Regions from separate parts of the Mus musculus genome. Here all the other regions are linked to region 6. The links are chromatin loops, found by intact Hi-C in ENCODE. Cell type or tissue: heart. All regions are shown on one strand. Region 1 overlaps Ptprg (protein tyrosine phosphatase, receptor type, G). Region 2 overlaps Ptprg (protein tyrosine phosphatase, receptor type, G). Region 3 overlaps Ptprg (protein tyrosine phosphatase, receptor type, G). Region 4 overlaps Ptprg (protein tyrosine phosphatase, receptor type, G). Region 5 overlaps Ptprg (protein tyrosine phosphatase, receptor type, G). Region 6 overlaps Ptprg (protein tyrosine phosphatase, receptor type, G).

Region 1 (5,000 bases), 150 kb before region 6:
TCCTGAAAAGAAAGACTGGGTTCTCAGCTTCAAAGACTTCATGGCGCCGGACAGAGGTGAAATGAACAGTGCCCCGGGCCTGTGTTATAATAATACTCTGGCTCCCAAAGAATTGAGTCTTACAACGCTGTAATCTAAGAAAGAAAATGAAGACGTTTCACAGTTAGTACCATGGTCACATCCAAGACTACAGACATGTACACTGCTTTTACCACTGAAGCCTATCTTCATAAAGTTTTATTGATCCACAAAATGGCAAGCACAGCCAGGAGTTCATACACTGGTGCCTACCAAGCTGAGCACAGTCACCCAGCTAGATGTTTTATTTCACCAATGGTGTGTGTGTGTGTGTGTGTGTGTGTGTGTGTCCAGGGTGGGAAAACCCACGAAGGAATCCCAGAACCCACATTTATCTGATTGTACTGGTGCTCTATTCCCAATATGCACAACATGATGTGTGAAGAGCAGGTACCTGTTTAGAGATGGGCCTTGAGATATGGAGCTCACTGCTCCTCTCTCCATCTGACCATTTTACCTGAAATATTCCCCCATGGCCATCTGAGTTTTCAGTCACAGCCCAGTCCATCAGATGAGGAACCATGGAAAATTAGGGTCGTGAAAAGGCTAGTTTAGGGGTCTGGAGAGACTGGCTAAAGGGGTTTGTTGTTCAAGCATAACAAGTTCAAATCCAGACCAGGCATGCCAGCCATACCAGTGCTAACTGTGAGGTGGAAAGAGAAGGACTCCTGGGGCGTGTTGGCTGCCAGCTTAGCTCCAGTCTGAGAGATCAGTCTCAAGGAAATAAGGAAAGGTAGAAAATAACAAAGCAAGATACATCTGCATCTTTGACTGACCTCTATACAGTGCACACAAGTGCAATACTGCCTACAAATACATAAGAAGAATGCACTCTGGCTGAAATGTGGGGCGTGGTTGGAGAAGGAGCTTCACTGAAGGTTAGAAAGGCAGACTTCTAGTCAGATGTAAGTAAGACTGGCAAAGGAAGGGGATCACACAAGTAGCAACCTACACCGTCTGGCAGGCAACATTCTGTGCATGCGCGTAATGGTGTGTAGTACAATCTCAGGCAGCCACAGCTACGATAGAATTTAAAAACACCTTTACACACTTACAAGACTAAGCGTGCACTGAGGCTGTGGGCTGGGAAGTTCTTCAGAAGCAAAACTCTGGAAACAGAGACACTCATTTGGCAAATCCAAGCCCACCTAGTGCATACCTTTGCCTTGCTTCTCTTTTCTATGAACCCAAATGGAGATGGATCAGAAAAGGAATTTCAGATGACCTTGGCCAAGAACTTATCTAGAATGAAATGGTCCTGAGTCTGGTATCTACTATGAGAAGAGAAGAGAGGGGAGGGGAGGGGAGGGGAGGGGAGGGGAGGGGAGGGGAGGGGAGGGGAGGGGAGGGGAGGGGAGGGGAGGGGAGGGGAGGGGGAGGGGAAATGGAGAGAAGAGAAGACCATATGCAGATCAACACTTTACAGTGTCAATGTAGATGCATCTATTTATAAAGAACCCTGGAAGAAAAGCAACAGTACAGAAAGAGAAGCTCAGTGGGTAAAGGTGCCTCCAGCCCTGCCAGCCTCACTTCCATGCCCTGGTCAAACAGAGGGAAGGAAGAACCAGCCTCCTGCAAGCCATGCTCTGGCTCCTTCACAGCACCATGATGCAACCATGCATATGTGCAGACACACACACACAGTCACACACAGACACACAGACACACAGAGACACACACACACACAATTTCAAAACAAACAAAGAGAAAGAAAGAAGCAATAATAACACAACTACAGCTTTTATTAGTGCTATATGCTACAAACAGCTATACCTGCTTGTATCAAACTGTTTCCTAAACACGTCTATATCATAGATTAACCCAGCGCTGGGACCTTATCGGGGAAGCTTCTTTGTAAGTTGGCAATGATTAATAAAGAGACTGACAACTGGTGGAGCGTAGAGGGACTGTGGCGTCTCGGTCATAAATGGGGTGTCTATACTACATCCTCTTCTCCCAAAGTTCAAAGAACTTTGAAAGGGAGAGCGATAATCCAGGAGCCGGAAGTGTGAGGACACTGGTGTTAAACAGGGTCCTCCTGATGCGACAAGACCACTGTACTCATAAGGTCATAGTGGCCATGGCTGCCTGTGTAAGACCAAGCCAGGCAACACTCCAGCAGGGGCTGGAGAACAGCATAGGAGCTCACACCCCGAGGGAAGACGTTATTGACAGCGGATGACTGCAAGGAGAAGCTGAATCGATGTTCTTTAGGGTGTGAACCTGGTAAATAACCCATGACCCAGTGCACTACCTGGACTGTAGTCCTTTTAAAAGAGGACACGATGTTGGGGGCAGGGCTTTCTGGGACAGTCTAAAGGAGAGGTGAATCTGATTGAAATACATTATATACTCAGAGTATAAAACACACATACAACTAAAAACTATACCCTCATACAAGAAGAGTACGGACCTGTGTGACACTGGCACTCAGAGGGCCAGAGCATCCTGTTGGAGATTCCACGGAATGACAAACAGAATTTGTTCTTTCAAAGATTTAATTTATGCTTCTGTGCGTGCCTGAGTGTATGTATGAGCACCAGGAGCATGCAGATGGCAGCAGAGGCCAGAAGGGGGCGCTGAATCCCTGGACCTGGAGTTATAGGTGGTTGTTAGTTATGTGGGTGCTGTGAACTGGAACTAGGACCTAGGCTCCTGACTGCTGAGCTATCACTGTGTAAACATACTTAAGAGTATGGTCTTGCCCCCAAGTGTGCCTCCCAAAATGACTCTTGGGGTGGGTAGGACATTCTTCCACAATACTATGTAAGTGCACAGATGGAAAGCCATTGAGATAAAAGGTAATAGATAAATGAGATATATATAAGACAATTTCTCAAGAGAAAACTATGAAGATTTTTATCTTTAGCAACAGCTCAAGTTTGTGTGGTAAGTCACACACAAGAATCCAGGGACAATATGTCATCTGGCTAGAAGGATAAATGGCTAACTGTAACAGTCTCTCTTGGCCCACAGGACCATTTCTTGCTCCCAAAATTCTAATAAACAAGCCCCTCATTGCCTTTAAAAAAAAATAAATAAATAAACAAATGTAGATCTGCTCATGGCATTTAAAGGGGAAATACAAACGGAAGGAACTGGTTTACATTGCTAGGCAACTACAATAGTGCTCCAAGTCCGAGCAACCCGAGGCTCCAGGTTCATCTGTGCTAGCTCCGTTTTTCTGCGGTGGTAAGTTGGGCTCCGTGCCAGCTAGAATGAGGCTAGCTTTGTTCTCTTCAATGCAGCAAGAAATCACCCGGAGAGCTATCTTGTATTCTGCTTTGCTCGAAAGGGAGTTATTAACTTGAAATAACACAATACAACTCTCAAGAAAAAATAATTTTAAAAAGCTATTAGACTCTTAAATAAAATGATTTAATTAAAAAAAAAAAAACCTGTAACCACATATTTTTTTTTTTTTGCCAGAACACATCAAGATGGGTAAAGTACTTATCATCACTCAGTCTGCTTAAATAGCTCTAATAGTAATTTCTTGAATAATTAAAAGGAGGAGAAATCCATTGTAGGTATGTGAGGTTTGGGGGGCGAAGGGGCAGGGGCAGGCTTTTTAAGCCAATGTGATTTCCCCAATGGAGAAATGGCAGTGTTTCAGTGGCAGAGCTTGTCCTGTGTTTTCTCTCTTGGTTCCCCTTTTTGTAAACCTCCAGCTCAGACTAATTATGCTGCAAGACCCATTCAGACCCCAAAGGAAAAGCAGTTTACGACTTGCAAAACTCAAGCCTCAAATTCAAAGTTTTAGCTTAATACCTCCCTCCCCCCCACACCCAATAACTATCTGTATACAAAAAGCTGAGCAAAATCAATTTCCAGTAAATGTATCTGTCTACTTAGAATCTAAATAGGCTTATAACTCTGTAACCTAGTCAATCAAACTGGAGGTTAGAGGGAAAATAGACTTCTTCCTTTCTAAAATGAAACTGATCTTCCAAAGAAAATTGTATCTTTGGGGGCTTCACTATCAGGCACAATTGAATAAAACAGAATGCACCTTTGAAATAGGCACAGATGTGTAAGTTGTGTTACAAACTAGTACAAGAAACAAGTGAGAGAAACTGCAGCATCACAGACTAGAGATCCTGGGAGATCTGGAAACAAGCCCTGCCTTCATTCAGTGTTACTCACAAAGGACACTGAAGAGATTCACACTTATACACCATGTCTTCAGCTCCAGCAGGGACCTGCTAAGTGAATCCCAAATCTTTAGAGATAGAGAAGCCTCAGCTTTCTCTTTTCTGATGGTCCATTCCTATTCTGATTAACTCGCTATGAGAGCAGTTAAAAAACAAAAAGGATACAAACTTTAGATGTTGTAGACATAGTGTGTCCTGTGACATTTATGCATTACTGGGAGAAAACAGAAAGGTAACAACACTAAAATGCACTGATGTTTGATGGGTGCTCCTGAAAGATGGGCTCCGGGGCTAGAGAGATCACTACTGTACTGACGGCTCTTGCAAAGAACCTGGATGCAGCTCCTGGCACGGTCACAGCAGCAAGCTTCATAGCAGCTTATGGTCGTATGTAACAGCAGTTTGAACTCCTCCAACTCCTGCACACATGGTGCACAGACATATTCTCACGCACACATGCAAACACATTGGGAAAGATTTAGAAAAAAACAACTGAACCAGAGATGGGCCATAGTGCACACCTTTAATCTAAGCACTTGGGAGGCAGAGGCTGACGGATCTGTGAGTTTAAGTGCCTGGTCTACAGAGTGAGTTCCAGGACAGTCAGGGCTACACAGAAAAACCCTTTCTCAAAACAACAACAACCCTACCCACCCCCACTGAACCAGAGAGCAATTATTAGCATAATTTACTGGAGATGAGGGTTCACTTAACAGTAGAGATTGCTTACTAGCATGTGGGAGACCCTACGGTCAATTCTCAGTATCA
Region 2 (5,000 bases), 130 kb before region 6:
ACAAAATTAGGCTCTCCCTTGTCTAACAGCTTAATAAATACTGTGTCATTATATATTTTCCAGTGACTAGTATGAAAATTAGGTCAGAGCCTTGGTTTAAACTGAAGCTGCAGCTCATACCAGCATGTCAACACTGAAACAACTCCCAGATGAATTGTACATTCTCTTATGGCTTTAAAAGATTCTTATTAACAACAGAGAGCCCCAATTCTAAAGTGACATGTTCTCATTCTGAGTGCCCAAGGCCTGTAAGGCTGAATAGACTACACACGACGGATCTGCTCAATGCTGGCAAGACTCACAAGTCCCACACTCAGGCTGCAGGCTTCCTTCTCTAGACTCAGAGTGGGGGAAATGGGAGGACACAGAAACATCACTGTAATGAGAGAAGAATGCTCTGGAGAAGACATCAGAAAATGGGCATGAACCTGGACATTGCTACACTCTGGTGTGCCATGAGAAAAGGTTCAGAGACAAAGGATAGAGAGAAGACTGACAGAAAAGGAGAAGCAGTGGCATCAACCAGATAGGAGGGGTACCACAGGGTTCCCGCTCAGGTCAGAGTGCTACCCCAGCCAATAGGCAAAACCAGTGATTCAGCAGGCTGCACCTCTACCAGGGGCGGGGAAAGAGGTGTCCATGAGGAAGAAGGCCACAGGGGACCCTAGAGATGCACCACAAAATGAGTCAGCACAGTTACAACTGGATCCATCCACTTTTATGTGTGTGACAAAAACATCCTTTAAGCAATAGCAATGAAATCAAATGGCATCTTTTATTTGGTTTCCAGTAATCTTATCAAAGCCTACATAGGGGTCCTTGGATAATTCCAGCAGTAGAGGTAGAAAATAGAGAAAATTGAAAGTTCAAGATTACCCGCAATACAGAGCAAGTTAGATTAAGTTAGGGCTACATGAAACCTTATATCAAAACATACAAATATTCTTGCTAGACAAACTTAATAGTGAGCTACTTCCCAGCAGCCATTCAGCTTTCCCATGAAATCCAAAGCCTGAATCCCTAAGAAAATAGTATTACTGACAAAGAAATACCAGCCTATATTCCCAACATTCACCTTCCTGCAAAAAAACAATCAAAGCCCAGACAGACACCGCAGTTTGGCTTCTTACCTCCATCTGCCTTTTCTGAAGTGTTATTTCCATCTATTCTTCACACCCATCCCAGGCATCTTCACTAACTTAACTTCACGCCTTAGGTGCGCCAAACAGCACTCCTTAAGTCTGGGTGTGCAACCACTAATGGGTGATAAGCCCATACCTGGGGCTCAGCCACCTAACTCCCTTCCAAGGCCTTCAGCACCTCAGCCCAGCTCCCCCACTGCCTGACGCCTGTGCCCACACTCCTAGCAGGCTTATGCTCACGCTCTCTGCAGGGCTGCCTGGCTTGAACAGCCTTTAACAACTTTACTGTGAAAATGGACCACAAAAACAAGAGACTGTTCACACGAACCTAGGAAGCTGAACTGCAAATGGGCAGGTGGCAGGACTGTTGTTTGCAGTGGCCAAAAGCAGAAGGCATAAGGAAGTCATCATCTATCAGGCAGTGCTGGGTATTCATTCGTCCTGCCTCACTGAAGAGAGGACATCAAGAGAACAGGGACAGACCAATGTTGTTACCTGTATGTTGTGGGCCCTTTGTTTCTGTTAAGCAATCAAAGAGAACTCTGGTTTACTATAAAGAATTTTTTTTTTCCTTAAAGTAAAAGACTATTTGACCCAATAGTCTCACAGCCCAATGAGGACATTTGACAACAACAATGGAGAGAGATACTGTTCCATGTCACATTGATGGAATCTCTGGGGGGAAGTCAATGTCCTCAGTATCACCCAATGCCCAGAATAGCCCTCCACAGCAATAATCGGAAACACAGCCTCCACTGATAGCAAACTCAGAACACTCTGCCCTGGACAACCTGCCACAGGAGTTACAGTTAGGGCACCCCTTTCAGAGAATGGCAGATCCAAGAAACAAGGGTTTAAAATTAGACCACACAGATTAAAGAGACAAGCCTGGCTGTCTAAGTTCAGAACCCAAGCTTTTCACCATTAAATTACCTGGGCTCCCAGGGGACCAATTTTGGTTTCTCCTCTCCACTGATGGCCAAATCCAATCCAACCCCTCTCAGTATGTGAAGATGGTAGAGCTGAAATATGCTAGAATCTGTCTCATTAGCTCTACAGTCCCCACAAGGCTGCTCAAAGAAGCTGTGCTTTACAGAGGAACCACTGATGCTGTGAGTCTGGTCCTTACATGCAGTCATTCCTGTGAACAGGCCTCACACCATCAGTGTGCCCAGGCTAGCACTTCCGCTCTGTGCATTTCTCTACAGAGTCTCTTCCACGACAGGACAACTCAGTGAAGGAAAAGGGAAAGGACAGAGGCCAGCTTTTGTTAAATAGTAGAATTGCAAATATCCCTTTATAACTAAGGAATCCTAAACAAAGATGTATGAATATACTCACAGAAGCCTATACAAATATATTTATTACAAATATTCCTAAATTAAGAGTCACCTTCAGCTTATCAAGGAAAGGGAAGGAACTGGTGCAATTCTACACCCCCACCCCCACCCCCAAAAAGCAGAAGAGACTAAGCAGCTTCCAAAGACTCACAAACACAGCACAAAGGGAGTATAGAAAAGAATGGTATCGCTGCCCCAAAAACTGTGAAATGTCTTAGAAATTCTACTTCTGGCTACTGAACTCCAGTGACTAAGCCATTAGCAGCAAGGCAGTTGAAGGACATCAACCAAATCTAAAATAACCAACGACAATGAGCACAAATCTCTCAATAGTGGTCACATAGAAACTCCTATCATTGTACCCAGAACTTCTTTCCCAAGCCTTGTAAACTCTAAGCTGATAGGATGTTTCCTACAGTCCAGGATTTGTGATACCAAAAGGATCATTCTGAAAATGATGGGAGGTTTAATGGCCTGGGACAAAGATGACAGGAACAAGACTGGTATCAAAGAAATGCCTCAAAGGCCAGCCAACTGAACTTGACATAAAGCCATAAACAAAGTCACCACATGAGAGGAAAATGAGATTCTGTCACGACCAACAATAGTAACCAGAGTTGCGGCACTAGAGTCCAGGTTCAAGCGTGAACCATGAAGCCATCCTTGTGTCACATAGGTAAGCACGGCCTACAAACAGACTCTGACAGGCACTGTTGGATGTTCTTCACAAGCCCATCCTTGAAGTCCTAAGCTGGAAGAACTCAGGCTTAGCAATAAGCAAATGGTAAATTGCTGTACACTGACAATATCAGTGTTCATCGAAGGCCACATAGCCATTACTTAGTGAGAGATTTGCATGAGCAGAATCTGTAGGATTCCAGGTCTTCAAGCTCACAGCCAGTACTAGAGAAACCACAAATGTTCACCATGCAAACTTTTCTCCTCACCAAAAGGGATGGTAAACCTGTTCCATCCAGAAGTCTGAGGTGGGTATTGTTTATAGCTTGGTAATCTTTGCTACTCTGTAGAGATGGGATTTACCCAATTGCCCCAGACTTCTGAGCATTGAACATTGCCTCTCAGTCAATAGAGCCTATCCTTATGAAGGACGTTCCTTGCACTTTGCAAAGGAGTTTAGTATTATGCTTATTAGAAACCTTTCCTCCCTAGACCCTTCTCCTGAGCATCATTCTGACTCAGTAGAACCCATTCGTAGATAAGAGGTCATAGGTACTTTGCAAAAGACATGTACTTTGCAAATGTTTCAATGTAGTCATGCTTTTAGCTCTGTTGTGATAACTGCCATGAGGAAACCTTTTCCCAACATTATACTATGTTTAAATATATCCAAAGTAAACTATCTGGGGTCAGACCCCAGAAGGTTGAACCAGTCAGGTAAACTAAGTCATGCTAAGCCAAAATTCCTTCTTGCATCTAGTAGTTTGTTTTTCTGCCGAGTTTGCAGGAACCACCAGACACCAAAGAGAAAATACAATACAGAGCTCTCTATATTGGTGTTCTTGGGGCAAAATGATCCATGATCTATGGTCACTTTGGTAAGGTATGTGGAGACAGTGACCCATATGGCTAGGATGCTAGGAATGCTCCCTGTCTCACTCTGGATGACTCCTACTCAGGTTACAATAATTACACCTGTACAAAGGTAACTAGTCACAAGATAAAGATCTATGTACAGAGAGAGACAGTCAGACAGACAGACAGACAGACAGACAGAATAGAAGGTATATACATTTTAATTCAATCTCAAAATTATAATTACAGAAACAACTAAATTGTGGAAGCATATTTTTTAAAAAATGTTTTCTGCTACTACCAACTTGTGAACAAATTGTTTTTCCCATGTCCATTGTTAACAACTCTTCTCTAAAATGAAGCACCTTCATCACACGACAGCAAATAAATTCAACATGGCATGGTTTAACACTGGATAAAAGCTCTTTTTAAAATATTTGTGTGTAAGCATATGTGCATGTGAATGTGTGTGTGTGTGTGTGTGTGTGTGTGTGTGTGTGTGTGTGTGTTTATGCGCGAGAGCCCACGCACGGGAATGTGTATCAGAGGCAGCAAATATATACTACAATACCCATGTTGAAGTCAGAGGGGAATCTTGGAAGTCATACTTCACCTTCCACCTTGATTGATGCAGGGTCTCTTGTTGATCACTAATTATACCAGCTTGATATAAGCCTGTAAGCTTGCAGGACTGGCCTGCCTACTCCTTCTACCTCACATTAGATCCACTGTAGTTACAGATCCACACTTCTATATTCGGCTTTCCCTGCACTCTGAATGTTCAAACCCAGGTCCTTGTTCTTGGGTAGGCACTTTACCCCCTGAGCCATCTCCCCAGACCAAGGGCAGATAAAGTCTTACCACAATTCTTCAAAGCATTAGTGAACAAGTATAACATGAGGCCACAGTTTTGAATGCCAGAACAAACCAAACACAAAGGAAGTTGATTGTGTTAAATGTCACAAACACAAACACGGAGGAAGCA
Region 3 (5,000 bases), 140 kb before region 6:
TTGATTGCCGTTTTCCCCAGTGTGATAAAAATCCATGGTTTGTAGCAAGTGAGAGAATATGGAGCCTTTACACATGGAGTTCTTGCTGTCTCTGTCTTTTTTTTTTTTTTTTTTTTTTTTTTTTGGAAAAACAAGAGTAGAAAACTACAATTAGGCAGGCTTGGGGATTTCTCTGGCTTCTATCAAGCCAGGTGATGCCTAGGGTCTACCATGTGACATGGATCGTAGGGGACAAGTGATGGATACAGCAGCTCTGGCAGTTAATGATACTATTGTGATTATTTCTCCTCTTTCAACTTAAGAAGCAGATTTCTAATCCACTGTGTGCTGTACAATTCAATGACTGATCGGAGTCCGTCTCACTGAATGACAGCCTTCTGTCACAAAGGGAGTCAGACTGAGACAAGGTGGACGGCTGGCTGAAGGGTTACAGCCACACACACACAACCAGTGGAACACAACCCAGCTCCACTGAGTAACATGTTCTGGTGGTCCCCAGACCACCTTTCCCAGGGCCCTGGTCTCACATCTCCAAAGAAAAGCCACTGAGTTCCTCACTACAAAAGCCTGAATACATGCAACTCTCCCAGACACACTGAATTCCTGATTTCATAGCAACAGAGAGACAGACAAAACCTCCACTCTGCTTTCTCCCTACTCAGCAACAGCACTATTAAACAGTCCTGGATTTTAAAACTAAACAAGTCACATCACTAGCCACTAGTCACTTCTAAGCCACTAGAGTATACCCCCCCTAAACTCCCCAAAAAGGCACTAAATGAGGACCCATGTCTTCTCCAAAATGTGGCTTAAACCCAACTGGTGCATTCCAGTTTATTTCTACATTCCATTACAGCTGGCCAAAGTGAACAGTAGCTCTGAACTTGGAAGCAATTTTAGAATACAGTAATGTCATACCAATTTAACCTGAGTGTAACATACCAGCAAGAAGGGAATGGGGCTGAAGTATCTTGGTTTGAGTCAAAAGGAGTTTATTATTTTCTAACCCTGACTCAGTACTGTGTTCCATCTGCAATGTTTGGGTCAAGAAAAATTTCTAAATGCAAAGACTTTAAATTGTAAAGTATTTGTATGGACTTTACTAACTGCATAGATACCTCTGACCTGATCTGCAATCTGAGACGTTCTGAGCATGTTGCCCACACTGCATCCAAGGGATGTTCAACCCATGACCACAGCCAACACAACTCATTTCCCATAATGCCTGGAAGCACCCCTTCAAGTAAAAGGTTACTGCACCTTGAAGTATTACTATGTGAAAAGACAGGAGTTATCTCTAGCTTACCACAGCCTCCTCTCTCTTGAGGCAAAGATGGGCCTTGGTCTGGATAACTTGAACCTTACATTTGTAGACTGGGGACTCTAACATCGGGTACTTTATCAGACTTCGTCTAGACTGTGTATTGTCTATCAGAAATATTCAAGAAACTATAACCACTCCCACCAACCTCAGTATTCTCTCAGTAAGACATAAATCACTAAGGAAAAGGCAAGCAGGTGATCTAGGGTCTGGGGGTTAAGAGTTTAAATGAACTGGTGATTATGGTGAATGGCAAACATTTCACAAATGGTCCCCAGACAATGGGGGTTTCACTTATGATTTCGTTTTCCTTTACAACGGTGTGAAGATGTAATGCTAAAGAAGAAACTGCAGCTGAATTGGTACCTTTAGCTTTCTCGGGTTCACGATATGCAGTCCAAGTCATTCTCAGGAAGCTGGGCTGTTAACTGTGGTGTCTGATGTGTTAAGAGGAAAAATATTCATTCCTACTCACAAGACATTTTCAACATAGAATAGGTTTATCAGAATGCCACCGACCATGCATTGAGAAGAATCTGTTGGTCTGGGGAGATAGCTCAATGGTTAGTGCCTGGTATGAAGGTGTGAGGGCCAGAGTTCAGATCCTCAGAACCCCATAAGGGCCAGGTTTCATTTCCAGCAGTCAGAAGGTACCTAACAGAGTGAGCTAGCTGGCCAAAAAAAGCCAGATTAGCATGCTGAGTTCACCAAGAGACCCTGACTCAAAACAAGTAGAGGGTGACAGACAGGACTCTCAGTGTCAACCTCAGATGTCCACACACAAACTCCAACACACAGATATCTCCCTCCCTCTCTCCCACTTCCCCGCCCCCTGCACTGGTAATGCATATCTATGGCTCCAGCTACTCTGGAGGCTGAGGCTACCAGATTGCTGTGTTCAAAGTCTGCCTAGTATACACAGTAAGACTTTGTCTCAAAAACATTATTTTAAAAATTAACAGAAGAAAATCTAGTTCTTTTTAAGAGTAAATTATCAAGATGCTTTTCAATAAAAGCCTAAATAATTTAAGACAAAGAAGCCAGTCATCAAAATAGTGTCCGGAGCTGATGATGCAGGAGAATTACTCAAAAATAGGAAATCTTCTAAGACGGAGAAAGTCCATGTCCGTTCTAAGATCCTGGGGCTAGCAGGCATTAGGCACATGTTCAAGCACAGCTCTTAAACAACCTACTTTTTTCAGGAGACTGAGTCCTAGTCTGTTTAGGTAATATCCATGAACTCAGTACTAGAATAATAATAATCCAAAATACTTGTAAAACAAGCCATTTGCAACAGGGTAGATAATCATTTCCTCCACTTTTTACAATAAGCTGAACTCCCTTCCAGGCCACAGTTGTCCTTGATACACACACAAATTCACTGTTATGCAAAGATACTGGGGTTCCATAGGTAAATTATTTATAAAGAAACTTCCAGAAGGGTTGTGGTGCGGAAGGATTTTCCTATGGGGCTGGCCACCAGGCATTTGACTATACTTCAGTGAGTATCTGGGCAACATAAAATGAATTTGGATTTTTCTTCCTCTTCTCCCTCTTCCTTTTTTTTGGGGTGTGGGGGTGGGGGTGAGGGTGTGGGGAGTGGGGGGAGGGTGGGGTAGAATAAGCAAGGGAAGACCTGGGAGGAACTGGTACGTGAATGTGATCAGCACGCATTATATGAAAATTCCAAATAATCAAGAAGAATATTAAACTAAAAAAAAAAATTCCATCATAACAGGACACACAGAGCTAGCTGCCTACTGCCCCCTATCTTGTGGATCCGAAACACAGCACCAAACTCATGAACTAAGACACAGTCCCATTTCAACATCCCAGCTACTAAGACAAAATAGGAGACAAAGACATGTCTTTCTTTCCTTAAGGAAATCTCTAGAAACACTGACCATGCAGCCCACGAGGTAGAACTTAAATCACATCTAAAAGCTCGTCTCTAGTCTACAAGTTTCTGTTTACCAGAAAAAACAAACAAAGCATCAGGATTTTCTATTAATAATAATAACAACAACAGGATGCAAGAAGCCTCTAGCCTCGTCTCCAAGTTCAGCTAACACTCTAGTACAGGACAAAAGGTGGAGGTGGGAGGCTGCGGCTTCCTCCTAAGGAGTGCACGAATGGGCAGAGCTGGACAACTAGCAAAGTCTGTTAATAGCTCCAGAGCTCATACTTCAAAAGCTAGAGAGGACTTCCTTGAAATGATCTTAGAGATTATTCAGTGCAAATTTCCCATTTGGATATTAATGTCTCATAACTATACCACTTGACAAAGATAGGCAATACTATACTTTAAAAATAAGACATTATCATTCATTTGTAACCTACCAATTCCTTGGTTAATTATTACAACAAATGCTTTAATGCCTTTTTAACATTTAAATCACCTGTGCAATTAGCACAATGTCTAATAACAAGTGGAAATGGGCACATAACTTTTGCGGGCCATTTACTAGAGCTATGGATGCCTCATTGCCGGGGAACAGACAAGGTGACCATCCTCGATGAACCAAAACTTGGAAGACACTGTGTGTAGCACACAGGGATGAGGGTAACAGCCCTTCTGAACCGACTGTTCACTTAAATCCAGATATTACACATTTAGAGAAAAAAAATCACAACACTCAACTTTTAAGAAGATAAGAGAAAGCAGAATGACTCAACCCAGGCAGGCTCCATGGAGTCATTCCCACTGTTCTCCTCTAACAGTAAGAGGTGTGGCACAACCAGAGACTGAAAAGCAACTTTTGGTTCTAAGGCTGCTCTTGTACACAGGATATCCTCTAAGTTTGGTCATTTTCCTTCATATAAGTGTGGAAGAAACCAAGACATTACTTTGGCTATGGAAGGAAATAGCATGGCTGTCTAGGGACTAAGAAATTCTCTAGTGTTTTCTCTGTTAGAAAGTAATCTTATCTACAATTGTGACAAAATATTTGCAGGTGTTCAAAGTGAATCTGGGTTTTTTTCCCCACAATGTAAACTAACATAACTCAAATCACAACAAACTATAGCTGACAGTGAAACTAGAAGTAAATGGTTTGTCTACAAAAATAAAAGCATCATTAACACTATACCTAATGGCCATTTTCCCCCAATAAAGCATCTCTAGTTTTATAGTGACAGATGGGATTCACTTAGCATAAACACACGTAGCAGTGATGGAGGGACATGTTAATGGGACACTATGACAGAAAGAGAAAGTTCTCTTAGGACCAATGACCCAAAGGACCTGGGCACATGCTAATCCCTGGACTTCAACCCTGCCATGCTTACTTTTATACTGGAGATGCCAAGATTCAACCTCACAGTAAATGAGAGGCTTACACACAATATTCAGCCACATGTCTATGAAACAGTGCAGGAGGAGAACACTGTAGCACCTCAGGGCCAGCTACCCCATTTGCGTGACGCTGTGGCCATCACATTCTATCTTCCCTTGCTCTGCTCAGTAAGGCACTCTGTGAGCCAACTTGAAGGGGCTGTTCCAGTGAGGCGTTTGAGATTCCTTGGGAATGGTCTAACCTGAGCTCATCCCTCTAACACAGTGTTTCTCCTGGAGAGGTCCCCAGATAGCATTAACAGCAACACCTGAGGACCTGTTAGAAATGTTGGTTCTCAGGTACCATCAGAAGCCTCAGAAGGACTATGAATCTGTATCAGCTCT
Region 4 (5,000 bases), 420 kb before region 6:
ACGGCAAGTCTATCAACTTAAATCTACACTGAACGGAGCTTCTTTTATTAATGCTAGGTTTAACAGCCACTTCTCTGTGCTCTGCTGTTCTTCAGCATATCACATTTATTATGCAATGAAAACTGGAACGTGAATACTATATCATCAGACATTTTAAAGATTTTTTTCCCTTAAAAGACCTAAGGGCTATATTGGGTAGTTATTCATGATTTTCTCCTTAATTTTTTCCTATTTAAAAAACAAAAAAACAAGAAATACAACCTTTATCACCCAAATGAGCATTGCTATCCTGCCTCCCCAGAGGTGGGTGTATTTGCTTCTCAGCAAGTCAGAACTGGCTGCTTCCATTACCTCTGTTCCAAGCAGTAATCTCCCGGGAAGTAGAAACCTCAACTTCTCAACAAGCTCGGGCATCCAGGTGTCTTACTTTCCAGAGCAGCTAGGAATTCTTAAACTCTTACTGCTTCTCTGATGAGAGCCACATAGCAACAGCTTTGCATCTCGTCTGTGCTACAAGGCCAGAGGTTGGTTCCCTTGGGAAGATGACTGTTTCCTGAGTCATGGCCCTTTTGTCCTCTCTTCTGAGGATGCAAAACTCCAAGCTGTACCACAAATATTCCAGGCACACACCTACCTTAGGACCTAGAGAAGTAAAATTCCCAAGATGAGATGGGGAAACCTCCAAAGGCACCAATTCACTGAAGTCTAGAAACTAGAGAAGAGCACAATGCACACACCCAAACCTTCCACACAGAGAATGAGGGAACGAGAGCTCCATCCTGAAGGTCCCAGCAGGTTCTCTTCCCATACCACAGATATGCAAATATTCAGGCCTAGGGGCCTGATTTGGAGCGCTCCTCAGTTAAATGGCTAAAGGAAAACCAATCAGGTCACTGTGCTGGACCATTATAGACATTGCCCACATTTACTGGTTACCAAACTATTAAGAGAAGAATACATTTGATAGGGTTTTGTAAATATACTAGATCAAAGCTCACTTTTTACAGTAAAGATTTAAGACAAGGATGCAGGGCATATACACATAGTGTGTTTCACATCCAGTTACGGTATTTGAACCCACAGGCATCCTGTTGATACTCGAGATAAGAAGTGACAGAGAAACAGAATTGCAGAGGCAAACTCAATGGGAGAAGCAAACCCAGGGGTGACTGAGGACTGGAACTTTTGTTTATCCCAAGTCACCTGTGATCTTGGAATGCTAAATATTGACAGACAACTAAGAACTGTATCTGAAAGACTGGCTGTGCTACAGTAAAGCTGCCAGGCTTTAATGGAGAAAGTCAGACGTGAGAGGTATATGTAAATGGTAAGAGCTGGGGTTTATAAGTTATTCTCCACATATTAATCTGAGTTTTAAAGTCCTGTCATTTAAGAAATAATCAACAACTCAAGAGAGAACATTTCTTTCTTTCTTTTTTTTTTTTTTACATAAAATTCAGTTTTGCTGAATTTGTCTAGCTACTGCTCATAGATTCCCATAGATGTTTCCAGAACACAGTGGTCTTTGAACACAGTGCCAGGCATACAATCCAGTTCGGAAGCCTTCAGAATGTCCTTCCTGTCCTATTCAGGGATGCTATGAATTTCTCTGCCAGGGATTTAAAGGAGTAAGAGCAAATAGACTTTCTTTCAAACTTGACTTCTTTCTATTCCTTATAAATCTTTCTGACTGACCCTCCCTTCTGAAAGGCGGTGGCACTAAAGAAGGAGCTAAAGGCTTTAGATTTAAGGTAGCTTGAAACCTTTGTGCTCAAGTTTTGACAGGACACAATAAAAGAGGGGGGGGGGGTGGTGAGCCTCAAGCCAGTAAATCCTCTGGACTTGAACTCACAATCCACGTGACCAGGCTGCCTGAGGTCTCGGCCATTAGAGCAGAAAGGTCTCGCCAGCCAGCTTTATTTGAGTTCTTCAGGTTGGAAAAGGATTCTGAAAAGAACAGAGCTCAGAGTTCTGGCAATAAACATTACAAAGGGGAAAAAGAGAGAAAAACCAGAAAGCTTATGAAGAAATAAATGTTGTGATACATGCAGCTGAAGTATCTATAATAAAGACAGTATACCCCAAGATGAAACAGAAGATCTGTAAAAACCTATTGGTATTTTAACATACTTTATTGTTCAGAGTTAAGAGTGAGTATATGAGGCTTGAGACAATGCTAAATGGTTACTACAGTGAAACGATCACTTATCTGATACATCATACAGGAGTAACTTACCCGAAACATCACACAGATACAAACCTGCATTCACCCCTAGTGGTTACAGCAGCTACAGCATAATCGTTTAGGAGGCATCTCACTATGACCTATAGTTGTTAGGTTGTGAATTAGACCCTTCAAGTTGTTCATCCTACATCATTAGTTACTTTATTTACTTTGACCTCTTTTGTTCTTATTAAAAGAGCAAACATGACAGAAACCCCTCTTGAATAACTTCCATTAGTTTCTTGTTAACTCATTACCTAACTCCATTATTATGGTCTGGAGCCTGTAAGCCTCCATGTTTCTATATTGGAGGCATAACTTGCACGTGGCTAGTGAGCACATGAGATACGAATGTGGTTTGTCCACACAGAACTAAGCTGTTCATGAACTGGCCAGAGAGATGGCTCTGTAGGTAATGAACCTTGCTGCCAAGCCTGGTGAGATAGTGTGAACCCAGGAACCCAGATGGCAGAAGGAGCATGGTTCTCTCAAGTTGTCCTCGGACCTCTACCCACAGGCTCTGGCAGTGTGCTCCACCTGCCATAAAAGAAATTTAATAAGAAAAACTGAGTTTTAAAGATTTAGTATTAAAAACAGAATGCAAGAGATCTCAGCCATAACTTTTTATAGTGGGTTTTATGTTGGAATAATATTAGGGCAAATATAACAGATTATTAAAATCAATAAAATTATAGTAACCTTTATGATAAATAATAATAAAATAATCTGTATAAAATAAATGGTTTGATGTAAATCAAACCACCTGTTTCCCCTTATCTCTTTTAGTGTGGATTATAAAAACTCTGAAGAGTAATATGTGGTTCCTCTGACAATTGCTCTAAGCTGGTGCAGCTCTCATGGGCTAGACAGAACTGGTCAGTCTAGGCATACACTATGACATTCTCCACAGACATTGTACCGTTTATATGGTCTCTCTGGTTCATCTGCGACCATTAGAAGCCCCTCTGCTTTTTTCTTTCCTATTATACTATAGATGAAGAATCCAACAGTATTTCTTGGATAATTTTAAAAACTGACCAAAGCAATGCCAAAAGAGAAAGAGAGAAAAGGGGGGGAGGGGAGAAGAGAGGAATCATGCATAAAATACAAACAAGCACAGCTTACATTTCCCAGACTCCTGAGCACATCTCAATCTGTGGGTCTTAACCCTGTGGGGGGTAGGGTAGCTCCTCAGACTTCCTTTATATCAGATATTTACATTGTGATTCACAAGAGTACCAAATTTATAGTATGAAGTAGCAATAAAAGTAATTTCGTGGTTGGGGTCACCCCAACATGAGGAACTGTATTAAAGGGTGGCAGCATTGGGAAAGTTGAGAACCACGGCTCTTAAGCATCAACATGGCATGGGTCACACCTCTCACTGTTGCATGAGTTCAGGCATTCTGAGATTAAGATGGGCGTGGGACTACAGCTTCCCTACAGCCCAATATGGAATCAAGTGAAGAAACATCTGAAAATGTCTCAGCACACACAGTATTCAATACATTTGTTTACAACATGATTTCTCCACACCCATCATTCGCTACATTCCCGGTCTTCTCCATGGCTGTCTGAAGGCCCCGGGTCACCAGGCTTCTTCTTGAAGTAGGACTCCAATTCTACTAGGTCTTCTGGTCTAGTTTTCAAGGTTTGTCATCTCCTTGGTTAAAAGTCTCAAAATGAGCCAGCTACTAGCAACATGGGACAACATGTGGGTGATACATCTCCAAGGAGCCCTCAGCCTAGTCTACATCTAAGGATGGCTGTTGACTGCACAGGGAACAGGTTCCTTCCCCTCACGAAACCTCTGTAACAATCCACATCAACAGAACCACTGAGAAGACTCTTATATATGACAGACAAAGGCCAGCTCAGCCCAGGGGAACACTAGACTTTTAAATAGACTCTTTATGGTAAGAAAGTCAACATCTAAGTTTCAGGAAGACCCATGGACATTTGACAGACGTCACTTCAGAGCAAATAACCAACAGACACCAGGAAAGCATAGAACTAGCCCTACAGTGCCCTCAACATCCAATAGAAAGGCAAGCAAGACAATGGAATCTGTAAAGAAAGTTTGTTTCAGAAGGATTATAAGGATTTTGTTATATATAGAAAAGTGGGAGATGGGGTAGGGGGGAGAGATAGCATTATCATTAAGAGAACATGGTTCAGTACTCCCTTAAGGGATATTTTCTCTGGTGACAAATCAAGATGCTACCAAGGTCATAAGGACCTTAAACAATTAGTTTTGAATAAGCCAAGGTGACAGTATTATTTTCAAGATGACAGAAATGTCAAAACAGTCCTTGTGTCCTCTGAGGACATATGTACATTTGAACTGTCAACCAGAGAGTAGAAATACTTAAACCAACATTTCTAAAAGGAAAGGAAATACTGCCATACAAATAAAAGACAAGGGTAATTCTCATATAAGTTTAAAAAGATACTGTGTTAGGGGCCAGTGAAATGGCTCTGTGGGTAAAGGCTCTTGCCTTGGCCAAGCTTGACAACCTAAGATAAAACACTAAAGATTTACATGGTCAAAGAGAGAAACTAGTCTTGCAGGTTGCCTTCTGACTTCCACATGTGCTCTAAACATACATACCAAATGAAAGAAAAAATTTAAAAAGATATTGTTAAATAAAGCTGAACTGATTTCTCCTTTATTATTTATTGTTGCTATACAAAGTGATAGCCATCATTGTGGCATTTTCATACATACATACACACATACATAAGTGAGCAGTTTAATTTTTAAAGTGGAAGATGC
Region 5 (5,000 bases), 150 kb before region 6:
GTCACAGGATTCACAACAGATGTGGCCTGGTTTGAACCAAGAAAGTCTGCCTGGCTAATAACTGTGAGGGTAAGGCACAACAGCTGAGGCGCTGTAGCTGCAACAGTTGGTGGGCTCAGGCCCAGCAGGACAAGTCCTGGTTTTGCCAGCACAGATAGCATCCCTGCAGGCATGCTGTCCTGGAGGGGCTCAGCAAGTTACACGCAGGCAGGTGGTCACAGAGCATTCTGTCACAGAATTCACTGCAGACCTAGGGAAGACCCTGGCAAACTTATCTGAGGAGCAAAGCAAGGGGAGGAATCACATTTGTGCAGCAAGTGAAATAAAGAGGCCTGCTGGCAGCATCCGTGGGACTGTGGAACTGATCAATAATCTTATTAGCGCACAACTAGGCATGCCCATGGTAAATTCTTTTTTTAATAGCATTTATTGCTTTTTCTGATTATAGAAGCCATAAATATTTGCAGTCGAAGCATACGCAGGCAAAGTACATTAATAAGCACAGTACATTAACTAGATGGGTAAGTACATAAAAAGTATAAACAAGAAAATAAAAATAACTATAACCACTGTTCAAATTTTGGTGTATTTTCTCCTGTGTATCAATAATCAATAGGCCTGGGTTTACAGAATGTGGAAGTGTTTCAAAGGGAGTTCATACTAAGCTGGGCACTGTAGTGATGGCAGCCTAAGGCCCTTTGGAGGCACAAACAGAAGCATCTGGAATGGAGAGCAACCTGGGCCACTCAGCCATGCAGTGCTTCAAAAAGGTGTCAGAACTAACTTAAAAAAATGGGAAAGAAGATGAAAATATTGCTCATCTTCAGGAAGTGTGAAGTATCAGCAGTAAAGGGCGATCTACCTTCACAACAGGTCAACTCAGGTGAGTGTCTTAACATGGAAGTCCAGCAGAAGATGCCAAAACTGAGTGCCAATAAACAGGCTACTTCAGCCATCAATACAAGCCACTTCTTAGATCAGTGGTTATTTAAAAGATAGTCATTTGGCAGCAGGTTGATGGTGGGGCAGGCCTTTAGCCCCAACAGAAAAGGCAGAGACAGGCAGATTTCTGTGAATTCAAGGCCAGCCTAGTCTACAGAGAAGTTCCAAGAGAGCCGAACTGTTGTCTCAATAACAACAACAATAATAATAAATTGTCATTTGGCTAGGAAGATGGCTTGTCACACAAGCATGAGGCCCTGGATGGATATCCTGAACGGCCATAATGCCAGGCACAGTGGCTTACGCCTGCAGTCCAAATGCAGAGGCGAAAGTACAGGTCACGGAGAGCCCTGGTTCACTGGTCAGCCAACTCAGCCAAATCAGTGAGTTCTAGTCCAGTGAGAGACTCTGGGAAGAACACCTAACATCAACCTTCACACACACACACAAACACACACACACACACACACACACATACATACATGTGCACATAAAAGAAAATAAACATGTAAATTCTCAATCAAGATCTGATCTGATATGCTCCTCTGGTACAGAGAAAGCTATTTTCCCCAGTGATGATGATTCTCTGACAACTAAATTCTAAGTTTTTTCAACCAAATACCCAAACACATCTCCATCCGTAGTGAGAAAAATCCCAGTGGGCTAAAATCCAAGAGACCTTGCGCTGGCAAGAGGCGGGTGAGCGATACACAGAAAAGACAAAGGTGGTGCTACTCCACAGAAACCACACTAATGGGACTTGAATGGATCCGGAAGTGTCATGCCAGGCACAGTTAGAGTGACAGGGTCACAGACGGAGAGGACACCAGAGAAGTTAAATGAAAAGTGGGAAGATGTGTCCCCTATCAGGCACCCCAGGCGGTCACAAACATCCAGTCTCCCCCACAACTAGCACCCCACACCATGGTGCCTAAATTGTTATCTATATTGTGACTAACCCACAGTCCTGGCCCCAGGAGCCCATGCAAACTCAAGGATCAAAGCACCGGCTCCTTTGCAGAGCCTTGGGATCCAGCTCAACACTAGATTCCAGACAAAGAAAAAAGCCAAAGAGTTGATAAGCAGACATTTCCAGCCCTTTGGAATTGGCCTTCAGGAAACCAGGCACTTGAAAGAGAGGGTTTCTGGGAGAGCAGGGAGGTCATTTTCAAGGAGCACAGTGGTCCTCCCAGGTAAAAATAAAACAGAAGGAGGTGGGGTTAAGGAAGCAAGTCTTCAAAGGAAACGCCATCAAAGAGAAGGAAGAAGGAAATTACTCTAAGCTGTTCCATAGCTAAGGTAATGCAGACCGCATGGCGTGAGCGTGCGGACGGATGGAACAGAGCGTGCAGCCCACAAAGAGCCACACAGTTTGGCCACTTGACTGTACTGTTTTTCACAATGGCACAAAAGCCATTCCAGGGAGCAAGGAGACATGTCTCCATAAATGATGGTGCTGCAGCAACTGCACATCCAAGGATTAAAACAAGGCGGGGAAATCTCATGGCGGCCTCATGGCTCACACAGAAAGGAAATTCAAAATGTACTGAGATTTAGAGGTGGGACACGAACGATTTTTGGAACAATTAAGGAGAAAAGTCTCTGGGCAGGAGACTGAGGATGGCCCTTCTGAGTCTGTTTGTTTGTTTTTCAGACAGGCTTATCTGTGTAGCCTTGGCTGTTCTGGAACTCACTCTGTTGACCAGCTGGTATTAAATTCAGAGACCCACCTACCTCTGCCTCCCAAATGCATTAAAGGGGTGCACCACCACCACTAAGCTGGTTTGGGGGATTTTTATTTTTAATGTAAATCAATAGAAGCATGAACAGAGTTTCATCACAAGTGTGGTTTGCTCAGAGAAAGGTGCTGGTGCTCAAGTAGGAAGCTCTCATAATGAGAAAAATAAAAATCATAAGACTACCATCTAGACTTTGCGTGTAACTCTCAAGATCAACAGTGGGTGGGGAGTGACGTAAACAAGAATACCCCCCACCCCTCCCACACACAAGTGGGTGGTGCACATCTGTAATCCAGGCACTTGAGAGGTGAAGTCGTTCTCAGCTTCATAGCAAGTTCAAGGCTAAACCTTGTCTCACAAGAGCCGGGGTAGGACAAGTAAGAAAGCTGGCAAGCTACACGGAAGAGAATGTAATAGTGCACTCAACCTGTGCCCTGGACAAATACACATTGGGGCCGCCAGGGAACATCACTGTACGTCCCTCAGAATAGATAGAACAAAACAAGAATCTGGTGGCAAGGGTTAGGGACAAGCTGCCGACAGGTGGGTCACAATCATGAATGCAACAGTAGGGTGAATAGAAAACCATCTCTATAGAAGATGCATTTTCTTTAAAAACCTAACATTCAAACATTTGCCAGTCAGCTCAGCAATAGTAGACACATGAGCATTTATCCCAAAGAGGGCTAAGAACTGAGTTTACAGAAGCCCTAAAACAGAAATAGTCAAAGCTTTCCCCAGAAAGTGAAAAGGTCAGGGGTGCCCATTGCACAAGAAAGCTCGTCCAAAGACTTACAGCACAGCAGAGGGTTGTGCTGTGTGGAAAGAGCCACTCTTGAGGCCATAGAGGTCTATGCACAAAAACATTTCAAAATCATGCGCTAAGCAGGTAATATGGACTATTATGGAGACAGCTTGGCCTCTGCATAACCTCTTCACTTTCCTACGTATCTAATTATTCCAAAATAACTTAACTATAGATATATGTAAAACACATGCATATCTATAGATCTGAGACAGCCCTGACCTACAATGTATCAGCTTCACAATGGTACAAAACAGTATGTGTTCAGTAGAACTAACACTGGAAATTATATATGTTAAGCTAGTAAGACACTCAGCAAGACACGTGATGCTGGGCAGGGGCAGGGAACACGTTCCACAGCTGCCTGAGTGATCACCAAAGGGGAGTGACACTCTATGTATAGAACCAAGATAGAAGTCCAGTGAGTTACATGCATTTCCCACTTACAAAATATTTAATTTATGGTGAATGCAGGAGTGTCTGCACAAACTAAAGCTATACTTTCTACCTGAGGCTCCAGTAAAGCTAATTTTGCTTTCTTTCCCCTTCATTTTATGTGTGTGTGTGTGTGTGTATGTATGTATGCAGTGTGTGCAGACTCCTCTGAAGCCAGAATAGGCACAGAATTCCCAGGAGCTGTTACAGGTGGTTTTGAGTCCATAGATGTGGGTGCAATGAAATGGACTGGGATTATCGACAGCAGATCTGCAAGGCTCTTAACTACAGAGCCATCAGCTCTGCAGTTTGCTCTCTCTCTCTCCAACTCATATATGAATTCCATGTGGAGACTAGGATATCATAAGCACAGAAGTGGAAATGCAAGGCAAGGGAACCATGGGGTTTGCCCATTACTCACTCCACCAGAACTGACACACTTCTGTCTCACATAAAAGCCAAAGGAAGCGAGAGAGAAGAAAGTTGGGAGAGCATAAACCTCAGGCTCTTCTGGCCAAGGTATTTTCTCAGATAATCAACTCATGAAATTGATGATGTTGGGGGGGGGGCCCTCCGAAAATCCACCACATTGTAAAAACATCATTTTCTGTAGATCTTCTGATGAAATACTGGGAAGGAAACAACCAGGCCTTCAAACATCGTATAGAATAAGAGATAATTATGTAACCTCTACAACAGCCGGCTCAGAAAAGCGGGGGAGGGGTCCTAACAGTTAGCCAAGTCTCAATGCCAAGAACAGCTCTAACTCTGGGTGGGCAACAAAATCAAAGGCCTGACTTTAAGCATCTTCCCCCACCCACTGGCCGGTTCCTTGAATGCTACCATTAAGTCCTTACTTGTACCATTCACACCACTCACACTAAAGCACTGCCTTCACACCCTCACTATCAGTATGACCCAGCACCTTCACACAGCTACTGAGAGAGGAAAGTGAACGTTCATGATTAAATAGCTCCATATTGAACAGTCCTATGCCAGCTTTTCCAGTCTTGGGAAAGGAGAAACGGCAGTCTATTTACAATTCAACCGAAGTAAACAAACACAACCGAAACTTCGGG
Region 6 (5,000 bases):
CAAGCTGGGGTCCAAGCCCCGCTTCCCGAATGCCAGGCCAGCTCTCTATCAACTGAACTACATTTCAAGCCCACCTAGGTCTTTGCTCAAAGTATAATTCATCTACTCTTGCTACAAGATACTAATCTTTTAAAGAGATTACTATTTATCTAGTTCTGAGACTTTGGAACCAAAGAACTCAAAAACTGGAGGGAAAGGACTGTAATAAATACAGGATTTTGAAACATTCTTACCTTTTTTAGATTTTCTTTTTCAACACTAGGAATCAAACTTAAAACCCAAAGCCACAATGACACCCTTTTTTATGTACAATACCACATAAATGCAATATCAAAAATAATTTAAAATGAAATTGATATCAAGTAGTCTTTCACAAAGGGACACTTGATTCTGATGGCACAGAGAACTGTCATGAAGTTCTCAGCCAGCAACATGGCTGATCTCATTTCTGAGACTAGAAACAGAACTGTTCTGTTTGGTTTTGTTTTGTTTTGTTTGCTTTGCTTTGCTTTGTTTTGTTTTCGAGACAGGGTTTCTCTGTGTAAAAGAGCCCACCCAACCTGGAACTCAGCTTGTAGACCAGGCTGACCTTGAACTCACAGAGATCCTCCTGCCTCTGCCTCCTGAGTGCTGAAGGACTGTAATCTAAAGACCACAGACAACACTTCCTGCAGGTCCAGAGAAGGCAACCTTGGTAGAAGATAATCCCATTTAGTGCTGACCCAAGCCCAGCAACCAAAGCCAAATCCCAGGCCTGCTGAGAACCTGCTCTTCTGAGAACAAGGTTCACTCCATGAGCCCCTCCCTCTCCTGCACTGGCTACTGCCTTGACCTGGATCAAGTGCAGGGGAAGAACTGAGCACAGAGAACTTCTTCCTTGGCTTTGCTTTATTACTAGAAATACATGTCTTTTATTCCCTGCACCAGAAAAGACAGAATTCAAGGGCCAATGGTAACCATTCAGCATCCATCCAAGAATGGTCAGCCTGGAACGAAGGTAGATCCCAGGCTGACCAGAAGGCTTCACCACTGTAGATGGAACTTTATACCCTGAGGTCTTCTTGTAAAGAGATATGGCCCAAGATGAAAGTGTTCATCTGCACCTTGCATGGCATTGGCCACAGGCTACCATTAAAACACTAGACAGAAACACAAAATAAACGCTGCCAAGAATAAAAGAGTGCCTTCTTTTTACCCCAGAAGACATGTGTTACAGGCCAGCCCACCTGCTTGGTTCCATGGCCTTTCTTGCCCGGACAAGGCTTGGGGTGCCACACTTCTTCGGTGGCTAAAGAGCTGGCCACAGGAAAATGAGAGCAGGAAGAAGAGGCAGTCCAAGGCTCAGTAGGGCACAAACGTTCCTTTCAACAAGTCCATGCATGCAGGTGATTTTAATGTGAACTCAGGAGCAACAGAAATGCTAAATCTGAAGGGTGGTTTGGGCTTGTTTGGTCTTGTGGCTGGTTTTCTCTTGGGGTTTCCCTTTTCTTAAAGCATTAAACCACCAATATTCCCTGGACAGCTTCATGTAAGAAATGTAGTCTCTGCTTCCGTATAAACAGTGCTACTCAAAGCTCTTCCACTGAATGCCCCTTCTTCAGGTCAACCACTCCTCTTTCCAAGATACCCCTTCATTTTGGAAGTCTTCTCTCTCACAAGACTCGACTGAGGTGGAACGAGAAACCTTCCAGATCTCACCCCGCTTTGGAGAGGCAGACTGAGGACTTCCGAACTCCGTTCCTGTCACTGCCTAAGGAGTCCGGTGATGGCCACTGAGACACCAAAATGGCATACATAGTAAGTGGAAAAGTCTGCTGCTGACCAATCAGGTGTCACTGGACATCGGATGTGGGTCGGATGTGGACACATCCAGACCAAAAACAGTCAGGCACCTGCTTCTGAAGTCTTCCAACCACATAACAGATGTAATGTCATCATGACACAGAACACCAAAATCAAAGAGCATTACTTTGAGGGCCAAAGGAAAAAAGAAAATGTTTTTTATGATTCTGCATGAATAGCTAAACAATGCAAATATAGATTCTGTGGGGAACAAAAACTAATCTTTTCAAGTAATATACTTTACATCATGTCAGAGGTGGTTCAGTTCCCAACGTACAGGGATAAAGACCAAATATTTAAATCAACCACACTCAAATTGTATTTAAACTTATATGTTGATACTGGGCATGTAACCCTGGCTCGCTGGAAGGCAGGAAGGAGGATCAAGGGCTCCAGTGCTCCGTCCAGCTCCTGTTAAAGCCCCCGCTCTCACACACTGTTGTGAAGGTTGAGAGTCTGGATAAAAACCCTGAGAACTGTTGAGACTTTGGAGGAAATATCTAGGAATCCACTATGTTGTTGCATGTTTTTCCCATACTAGTGTTTTAGACTTAGAAAAATACAGTGTCCACTATCATGTTTGATATTTCCCCTCAGCACTTCGAAGTCATCGTTTGTAGCACCAGCTGTGGCAGGAATCCCACACTCCCCGCACTGTTCGGAGCTATAACCCTGCTTCCGACCGCTGGAAAACAGCCAAGCCCTAGCTGCTTCCAAAGGCCTCCCTAAAACACAGTAACTGAATTCTGAACGGGAAATGGGGGCTCACATGCAGCTGAGAAGTCAGTGGGATTCTAAAAACAAACAAAAAATAACCAATACGAGATTTTGGGTAAGAACTCACAAGGAGAAACCTAATTGAAAACCAAAAGCTAAAATGGTTAGTTAAAATAGGTTTGTTTCCAAGGCTATGGCAGCAAGAAGCGCTGGGTCCCAAAGCGAACAACGGTCCCCAAGGGTTTTGTAGCCTACCAGGGGCGGCAGCATCGAGCTGCAGGCACCGCCTAGCGCCAGATGTCGCAGACCCCCAGTCTGGGCACCTGGACGTACGCGCCCCGACCCCTTAGTTTGCAGGTGGTTGAGCCGGTCTAGTGGAGGCAGAAGATTGACGGGTGGCTCTGGGGCGCCCCCTGGGGCCCAGCGGCACCCCACCATCCTCGGAAAACCTGAAGCCAGCATAGCATCTCCCAGGGCTGTGACATTTTAACTTTGCCTGCCTGATTCCAAAAGCTGTCTTCCCTGTACCTCTAACAAATACCCCTCCGCTCCCAGTTGAGGGTACGGGCTAGTTACCTCGAAGCCTGAACAGGACGGAAAATGAGGAAAACTGAAATGGACCAAGCCTTAACAAGGCGGCATCCCTATCGGTCCCATACTGCGTTGCAGACACCAGAGGGGAGAAAATCATTGTAGAAACACTGGCTACAGCCTGGGGAGGTTAGCCAGAAATGGAATTGGAAATTTCTGTTTTGCAAGGCTGCCTCCCATCGCCCTTATTAAAAAGTGACCCTTACTAGGCTCAACCCCAGGTGCACCCGAGCGCACTCAGCTGGCAAGTCCCTGACAAGGGAGGGAGGGAGGTTTAGTCAAAGGCAGTGATAAAAACAAATGTTGCCCGATGGTCGCCAAGGGAGAAGGGTGCTGATTCTCAGAGGAGATGCTCCTCAGCGTCTACTTCCATAGAGACAGGACCCGAGAGGGTAAACCCCAGGCCTCCTAGTGAGTAAGCGCGCGCACCCTCACCGAGCTCTGTAGACAGCCCCAGAGAGAGGAATAAGCGCCGAGGAAAAGGAGCCGAAGAACCGCAGTGTTTTGCCCTCTGTTCCTCGCAACCACCCTCAAACCTTCAAAGAAGGGACCACTCGCTGCCAATCCCCTTAGAGAGGATCGCCGGGAACAGCGAGGTCCTCGAGCCTGGCTCCTAGGTGCACCATAGGGTTGGGGGTACCCGCTGTACCAAAACCCCGCGCTGTGGCAGCCAGAACACAGGCTGCTATTAACCAAGGAAAACCGAAACATTGTGGCACGTTTCTTATTTCTTGATTAGAATAACCGCCGCCTCCAAATATTCCAGAACAGGCAGATGAGAAAGCAGAAAAACCGGGTGTTCTGTCCTTAAGAGATCGAGGAAAGAAAAGCAAATCGCGCCCTCTCCCACCTCTTTCCCTGAGCCAGGAAAGAGGACGTGGCCTTCACCCACTGGGAAGGAGCTGGGCAGCTTGAGCTGCAGCCCTCCGACTCTGCAAGAGAAGAGGAAGGCGGCTGGCCTCTGCCCTCACCGAGGGGGGAGGGTGTGGGCTGAAGGCTGGAAGTGGAGGGTCGGCGAGCTGCACACTGGTACGTGCAGTGATTTAGGATTGTCGAGTGGCCAATATTGTTCCAGCTTTAACCTGGCTAGAAAATAAGCGGGTCTGGGTCTGGATCTGGCAGGCACATTCAGCCTGCAAAAGGGCAAAGATGAAAGTAGGGAGGGCACGCCAGACAGCCAAAAAATCTGCCCGGACGCCAGAAGCTACCCAGCTGTCGACCCGCGCCCTGAACTTGGACCCAAAAGAAAGATACAGAAAGGGACCGTGAGCCCAGTGAAGCAGGGGTCTAGCGAAAAACTCCCTGCTCACTGCTTCCTGCTCTCCCGAGGCTCCCAGGCCCCCCGCGTCTAGGGAGCTGCCTCCCGCTTGCACTGAGGCGTAGCCCGCACCTCAGCCGGGAGCAAGGCTGAAAGGAGGCGGCCCGGCGACTACAACGCGGGCTGCTCCCCACATCCTGACTTCTCTGCAGCCAGCCTCCGCCTTCCATCCCCAAACGCCGCCCTCCCCCCTACAAAGGGTCGGAGGGATGCAAAGTGAGCCACGATTATGAGCTCCTTCTATCCCCGCAGAAGCAACGGGAGCACCCCATATTACTCAAACCAACAGAGCATCCTTCCCACAGCCAATCTCCCCAGACATCCTATCGTGCAACTATAGCCCTCCGGATCAGCTCCGGATCAGCAAAGCAAGTCGCCTTCCCCCGCCCTCCCATACTCCAGATGCTTCAAGCTTCCCAAGCCACAGTCAGAGCACATCTCTGAGTCCCCAACCCTCCCTTCCAGCCCGCCACTGCTTCTGCCCTCTCTGACCATCAGCCTCCTAGAACACTGCCGGAGCCAATGAAGCAGA

The links. A loop is a pair of places that touch in the nucleus more often than their neighbours do. Peaks named below come from ENCODE experiments on the same cell type or tissue, not always from the same donor. Only the 100,000 strongest peaks of a DNase experiment are listed, where the experiment ranks them.
Region 1: a loop joins it to region 6, with 2.6 times the contacts of the local background. A loop is called at or near these places in 3 of 42 quality-filtered maps.
Region 2: a loop joins it to region 6, with 2.1 times the contacts of the local background. A loop is called at or near these places in 2 of 42 quality-filtered maps.
Region 3: it touches region 6 in a loop (2.8-fold over the local background); 4 of 42 quality-filtered maps call a loop at or near these places.
Region 4: it touches region 6 in a loop (2.2-fold over the local background); 2 of 42 quality-filtered maps call a loop at or near these places.
Region 5: it touches region 6 in a loop (2.3-fold over the local background); 4 of 42 quality-filtered maps call a loop at or near these places.

What each region holds. Positions count from the first base shown.
Region 1 is chr14:11,708,263-11,713,262 of GRCm38, reverse strand. The region is part of intron 1 of Ptprg (protein tyrosine phosphatase, receptor type, G); the gene reads right to left. Among named protein-coding and RNA genes, the nearest start is that of Gm52128, 140 kb to the right of the region's middle. In heart, a CTCF peak has its summit at 2,634 (motif pointing right); no DNase peak of the experiment used is centred here.
Region 2 is chr14:11,684,646-11,689,645 of GRCm38, reverse strand. All of the region lies in intron 1 of Ptprg (protein tyrosine phosphatase, receptor type, G), which reads right to left. Among named protein-coding and RNA genes, the nearest start is that of Gm52128, 110 kb to the right of the region's middle. In heart, no CTCF peak of the experiment used is centred here; a DNase peak (open chromatin) is centred at 1,915; H3K27ac peaks cover 1,015 bases.
Region 3 is chr14:11,691,326-11,696,325 of GRCm38, reverse strand. All of the region lies in intron 1 of Ptprg (protein tyrosine phosphatase, receptor type, G), which reads right to left. Among named protein-coding and RNA genes, the nearest start is that of Gm52128, 120 kb to the right of the region's middle. In heart, a CTCF peak has its summit at 3,086; no DNase peak of the experiment used is centred here.
Region 4 is chr14:11,970,931-11,975,930 of GRCm38, reverse strand. All of the region lies in intron 4 of Ptprg (protein tyrosine phosphatase, receptor type, G), which reads right to left. Among named protein-coding and RNA genes, the nearest start is that of 3830406C13Rik, 310 kb to the left of the region's middle. In heart, a CTCF peak has its summit at 2,288; no DNase peak of the experiment used is centred here.
Region 5 is chr14:11,700,173-11,705,172 of GRCm38, reverse strand. All of the region lies in intron 1 of Ptprg (protein tyrosine phosphatase, receptor type, G), which reads right to left. Among named protein-coding and RNA genes, the nearest start is that of Gm52128, 130 kb to the right of the region's middle. In heart, no CTCF peak of the experiment used is centred here; no DNase peak of the experiment used is centred here; H3K27ac peaks cover 1,180 bases.
Region 6 is chr14:11,554,476-11,559,475 of GRCm38, reverse strand. All of the region lies in intron 1 of Ptprg (protein tyrosine phosphatase, receptor type, G), which reads right to left. Among named protein-coding and RNA genes, the nearest start is that of Ptprg, 3.4 kb to the right of the region's middle. In heart, a CTCF peak has its summit at 2,963 (motif pointing left); DNase peaks (open chromatin) are centred at 2,965, 4,145, 4,595, 4,945 and 2 weaker places; H3K4me3 peaks cover 2,716 bases; H3K27ac peaks cover 2,059 bases.